2 separate regions of the Homo sapiens genome follow, and region 1 is linked to region 2. The links are chromatin loops, found by intact Hi-C in ENCODE. Cell type or tissue: CD14-positive monocyte. All regions are shown on one strand. Links, peaks and the distances in the headings refer to the core of each region. The heading gives the core; the rest is flanking DNA.

Region 1 (2,914 bases), core at 128-2,627, 420 kb after region 2:
AGGGGAGGTATTAATCAGTGTTTAAAAAATAGAATCAACAGGACTTCCTAATGCAGAATTTAAGAAAATGTGTAGAGATTAATACAAAAATAACACTCTGATTTCTTTCTAAGGAGCCTGATTGAATGATTGCATCATTGATCAAGATAGAAAGTACAGTAGAAGGGCACCAGGAAGACAGTGAGTTCAGTTATTGATTTCAAGGATTCTGAGGAACATCCAGACTTGTAGATAGGTTCACACACATGCACATTCACACACATGTGGGATTAGGGGAGCATGAGCCACACATGGTGATTCAACCCCCTTTCACAAGAAAAAATAATAGAACATGTTACTATCATAACTGAAGAATACAACAGCTTCAAAGATGTCTTCAACACAGCTGTCTTGGAGCACAGGGTTGTGTGTGTACACTGGCTGTTAGGAGTGCTGTTGCTTAGATACCAAAGAGGCACATTATCTGGATGTTTCCACAGCTGTGTCCTCAACTAGCTTTTGGACCTCAGGCAAGTCTCTATCTTGCTGGAGGCCACTTTTCTCACCTTTCTTAATTCTCTTTATGTAAATCATTATCAAATATAGAAGCAGACATAGTCACACATCATGTCTCCTTTAACAGATCAACATTGAAAAGGAAGCCCAAGATCTCAAAAACAAAACAAAACAAAACAAAAACAAAAACAGAAACCAGCATATTGACAAACTATCTTATTAGGCATGATTTCCCCTTAGCTAATACTGCTGTTGTTCTTTCCTGCTCTATCTGACACTACCACCCTTAAGACATAGACCTCCCCAACTCCTCCGCAGCCTAAGTAAGCACTTCCTCATCCATGTTCTGATAAAAATTCATAAATAGCATAGTGTTTGGATTACCCAAAGCATAAAATAAACACACTTGAGTCTATAATATTACAATATAAATAAACGACTGAATAAATGAACAAATGGAGAGCAGAGACAAATCGTCCTTACAGAAGAATTTCAAATAATATAGAAGGTGCTTTTCCCTTCAACAAGTGGAATGTAATCTTTCTCCTCCATTCAAATGTGAGATGCACTTAATGACTCACTTCCAAAGAGCAGAGTATGGAAAGGGAAAATAGTGCACCTAGAGTAGAAAATCCTGGCGGATACCACCTTAATCAATGGTCAAGATTAACAGCACCAGTGATAAATCGCATTGATATCATGTACTCCCTGATATGATATAATAAGAAGGGTACTACACTTCGATCACATTCTTTCCTAAAACCTATATTCCTAGTCTATTCATAACCAAATGTAGAAAAGCCAAATTGAGGTGCAATCTATAAAATATCTGACCATCATTCCGCAAAATTGTCAAGTTTGTGAAAAACAAGGAAAGGCTGAGAAATACAGAGCAGGAGTCAGAAGAACTAAATTCAGTGGGCGATCCTAGAGTAGAAAAAGAACATTAATGGGAAATCTGGTGAAATTCAAATAAAGTAGAGAATGTAGTTAATAATATTGTACCAAAGTTAATTATTTAGTTTTGAAAAATGTACCATAGTTAATGTAAGATGTTACTATTATGGGAAGCTGTGTAAAGGGTATACCAGAAGTGTCTGTACTGCCTCTGCAATTTTTCTGTAAATTTAAAATTATTTAAAATAAAAAAGTTTATTTATTACTTATTAGATTGTAGCTCTGACTCAGACAGAGCAGTGTGTGGAGGCTCACATCATGAATTTTAGCTCCAGAACGACTGCAGGAATAAATTAGGAAATCCAAGAGGACCCACGGATCCTGTAAAGGAAACAAATTGCTCCTGCAGGACCCAGGAGACACCCCAAATACCGTGAGTGCCCATACTGTGGAAGTGGGAAAGGGGGATCCTCTGCCCCTGAACACACACCCCCACTGGGGAAAATGAAGGTCTAGTTTACAGGAGAATATTCTGGTCTTACCTGGAGCTGAGTCAACGTAGACAGCTGAGTGAAATACAGGAGTAGAGGAAGCAGCAGGAAAGGCCCTGTGAGCTTGCTGGGTCCCCAAGCAGGCCATTCCTGCCTGTCATCACAGGGATCCTTCAGGAGGGTGGCCAGAGGTGTGGGGAAAACGCCACAAGGAGAAGGAAATCCCCAGCTGAACTTTGTAACAATTTGAATGGGCGGAGAAGCCTCCTGGCCAGAACTTGGGGAGGGCACGAATCCTCCAGCATGCAGACTCCACAGGCAGGGAAAGAACTAAAGTCCTACTTTCTGTTGCAGCTGGGAGGTGGGTAGCCTGGGGCAAGTTCTCAGGCCTGCTTGCCCACTGCCTGGAAACAGGCTTGGTGCTGTTAGGGGGAGCATGGTGGAAGTGAGACCAGCCCTTTCGATTGCGTGGGAGCTGGGTGAGACCTGTGACTACTGACTTTCCCCAACTTCCCTGACAACCTGCACGACTCAGCAGAGGCATCCACAATCCTCCTAGGAACATAACTCCACTGACCTGGGAACCTCACCCCTATCCCCAGCAGCAGCTGCAGCAAGACCAGAGCGAGGAGAGTCTGAGTTCAGACACACCTAGCCCCACCCCCACATGATGGTCCTTGCCTACCCACCCTCGTAACTGAACACAAAGGGTATATACTCTTCGAAGTTCTAGGGCCCTGCCCACCACAAGTTCCTCTCTATACTACTGCAGCTGATACTCTCGGGAAAGTGCCACCTCTCAGCAGGAGGCCAACCAGACCAAAAATAGAGCCAAGTGGGGAAAAGTTGAAAGCATGCCCTCTGAGAACTGGAACAAGACAGAAAGTCAACAAAGAAACAATGGATTTAAACTATATCTTAGAACAAATGAACTTAACAAATGTATACACAATATTCCATTCAACAATCGCAGAATACACATTCTATTCAACAGCGCATGGAACTTTCTCCAGGACAGACTATATGATAGG
Region 2 (2,914 bases), core at 148-2,647:
CTGGTCTGTGTGCGGAGAGAGGCTGCTCCCAAGTGGGAGATGCTGAGGTGCTTGGCAAAGATGGGACTTGAGAGAGGCCTTGATTGATGAGTGGGCTTTGAATAAGGAATCAAAGAGTCTTGAGAGCTCAGAAGTGAGCGGCAAGCACTTTTTGTCTCCCCCTGCAGCCTGGGAAAGCTGAGTGGAGCAGACAGTGAGATACCCTCTTCACTCCTTTCCAGACCAGGGTTTTCTGGCCACAGTCTTGGACCTTACTCATGGCAGGGCAGGAATGCCCAGAGTTAACACCCAAGAGCATCCTTCAGTAAGGACAGATGGGAATTGGAGGGTTCCAACCCTTCCAGTCCCTCAGGCAGGACATCTCTGAGGCACACCCCGCATCATCCCGGAGCTCCCCAGGGACTGAGCCAGGCACCTGCAGTGCTGCCCCTGTACTGGCTTCCCCCTGCCCTACCTCACATCCCCATACCCCAACAGGTGCCCCTGGGATCACCTCTCAAATAAGTGGCTTGCAGTGCAATTGTTGTCTCAGGGGCTGCTGCTGGGGACTCTGTCTAAGCTAGGGAGCAAAGAAAGGACTTTCTCTCACTGTTGAAACACCTGAAGAATGTCTAGATGGGTTTTCCTGGTCCCTTGAAGGGTCAATGCCTTGGCTAACAGCTCTCTTTTGGTGCCAGACAGTAACAAATCTAATGCAAACTACAGTTCTCAAAGTGAGGGAGCGTCAGAATCCTTGCTAACACTAGGGTGCCAGAGCCTTAGCTTCAAAGTTTCAGACATAGCAGGGCCAAGGGAGGCCAGAATTTGCATTTCTAACCAATTTCTAGTCATACTGGAAAGCCGGGACCACACTTTGAAAACAACTGCTCTTGACTAGAGAATAAAAGTAGCCTGGGTTGAAAAGTGCTCTGCAGCTTTTTTAATGAAGTAAATTATTATTTTACACTCTTCTGCAATTAGTTCAGCCTTGACTGTTGAGCTTAGTTTTCCTTTTTTTTTTTTTTTTTTTGAGACGGAGTCTCGCTCTGTTGCCAGGTTGCAGTGCAGTGGCGTGATCTCAGCTCACTGCAACCTCCACCTCCTGGGTTCAAGCAATTCTTGTGCCTGAGCCTCCCGAGTAGCTGAGACTACAGGCATGTGCCACCTTGCCCAGCTAATTTTTCTATTTTTAGTGGAGATGGGGTTTCGCCGTGTTGGCCAGGCTGATCTCAAACTCCTGACCTCAGGTGATCTGCCCGCTTCGGCCTCCCAAAATGTTGGGATTACAGGCATGAGCCACTGCGCCCAGCCAGTTTTCCCGCTTTTGAAGCTGTCTGATCTGTCTTGCTCTTCAAATCTGAATTGCCATTCACAGAAGCAGCCACACGAGGGTGGTCTAGCCTTTGACAAGAGCCGCTCTGCTTGCGTTGTAGACAGGATCTGAGTGACACCTTTTCTGATCAAGAAACCAAAGTGTTCCTTCCCTATATCAAACATAGGGCATTTAAAAAGTCCAAGATAATCTCCTTTGTCTTGACAGGTGGCTGCTCAGAGAGGCTTTTTTGTTTTTCTCTAGGATATTTTAGAAACGGTTTGGGAAAGCAGAGGTCTCTGCCTCTCCAAAGCAGCACAGCTTTTAGTGTGGTTCTATTTCAAATTCTGAGGTACTGTCTCAAAAATGCTTCCTGGTGAGCATTTTGGTCTAATGGCTGACTTTGGCACTTTGTCCCGGGATGGTTCCGAGGCGATGAATGCACAGTGTACAATGGGATGACCGCGATGGCATGTGGGGGATCAGCTCAGGGTGCCGGCGCAAGGCCCCAGGCAGCCCGTTCTTGCCAGCCAGTGCCTATGACCAGCGAGGGGTGGGGGCATCGAGAAGATCCTGCCCCTCCCCACGACCCTACCCCTTCTCCCGTGACATCAGAGTGTCATCCCAGGTGGAATATTCCCAGTATCCCTTCCTGCTCCCAGCTGTGGGCCCCTGGAGGGCACTCCGGGTGATGAGGATTCTCATCCCTGCTGAGTTGGAAAGGGGCACCCTGACAGGAGAGCTGGCCATGCCCCAAGCCTCCCCAGCCTTGCCCTCTGCATTCCTTGAGGGCCCTGTCTTCATGGGGATGGGGGATGGCAGCTGTCAGCAACAGGCCAAGTGGTTCTCTCTTCTGTCCCCAGCCTCGAGTGGAAGCAGAGGCTGCATTAATTTAATTTAAAAATTTAAGCCAAAGTTCCAACTCGTGGTACAGAGATCCAAGAGCATAGAAGGTTTGTAAGGAGAGCAGGTACCTCTTGTCCTGCCCCTTGCTTTCCCTCGCATTCAGGCTCGTGGGGTAAACACTTGCAACTGTTCCTATGTTTTTGTTCTTTTGGCAGTTACCTCTGTAATTCTAAATAATGAGCTTGTAATTCAATTGCTTGACTTATCAATTTTGGACAATCTTCAATGACTATTACAATGGAATCTTACAAAATAGTCTCTTAGCTAATTTCATTAGATTTAGTTCTAGTGATGACCTTTATAGCTTTAAATATGTAATTCCTCTCTGCTTCTTATTCCATCAATGATAGAGACTGTTGTCTAACTCTCTGCCCTCTCGGACGGGGATAACAGTTCTCTCAACCATCTCTTCCTAAGTCCCATCTCTGTGACTAACCCTTGAGCTGCTGTCACCTCCATGCTCTCCTCCACCTGTGGAAATAGAACCCTGACTTGCGTGTGGCCACTCAGCCTGAAGACCATGCTTCCTACTTTCTCTCCCACTAGCTGTGGCATATACCTCATCTGGTTGATGAGATGTAGTTTGAAGTGTTGTGTGGGACTTCCTAAAACTAGGGAGGCTAGGCCATCTCCCATGTCTTCATTCAACTGCTTGAAATGCAGATGTGATGGCTGGCACTTTGGCTGCTATTTTGGACCATGCAGATGTGGGCCAGA

What was found. A loop is a pair of places that touch in the nucleus more often than their neighbours do. Peaks named below come from ENCODE experiments on the same cell type or tissue, not always from the same donor. Only the 100,000 strongest peaks of a DNase experiment are listed, where the experiment ranks them.
Region 1: a loop joins it to region 2, with 5 times the contacts of the local background. A loop is called at or near these places in 2 of 110 quality-filtered maps.

The regions. Positions count from the first base shown.
Region 1 is chr20:22,916,003-22,918,916 of GRCh38, reverse strand. It overlaps LOC107985449 (a long non-coding RNA gene), which reads right to left and starts at 2,215. Exons shown (of 3, transcript XR_001754537.2): 1 at 1,935-2,215. In CD14-positive monocyte, for the core only: no CTCF peak of the experiment used is centred there; no DNase peak of the experiment used is centred there; H3K27me3 peaks cover 2,094 bases.
Region 2 is chr20:23,339,154-23,342,067 of GRCh38, reverse strand. All of the region lies in intron 1 of NXT1-AS1 (NXT1 antisense RNA 1), which reads left to right. Among named protein-coding and RNA genes, the nearest start is that of NXT1, 10 kb to the left of the region's middle. RefSeq lists a silencer at 1,395-1,444. In CD14-positive monocyte, for the core only: CTCF peaks have their summits at 1,159 and 1,358; a DNase peak (open chromatin) is centred at 1,387.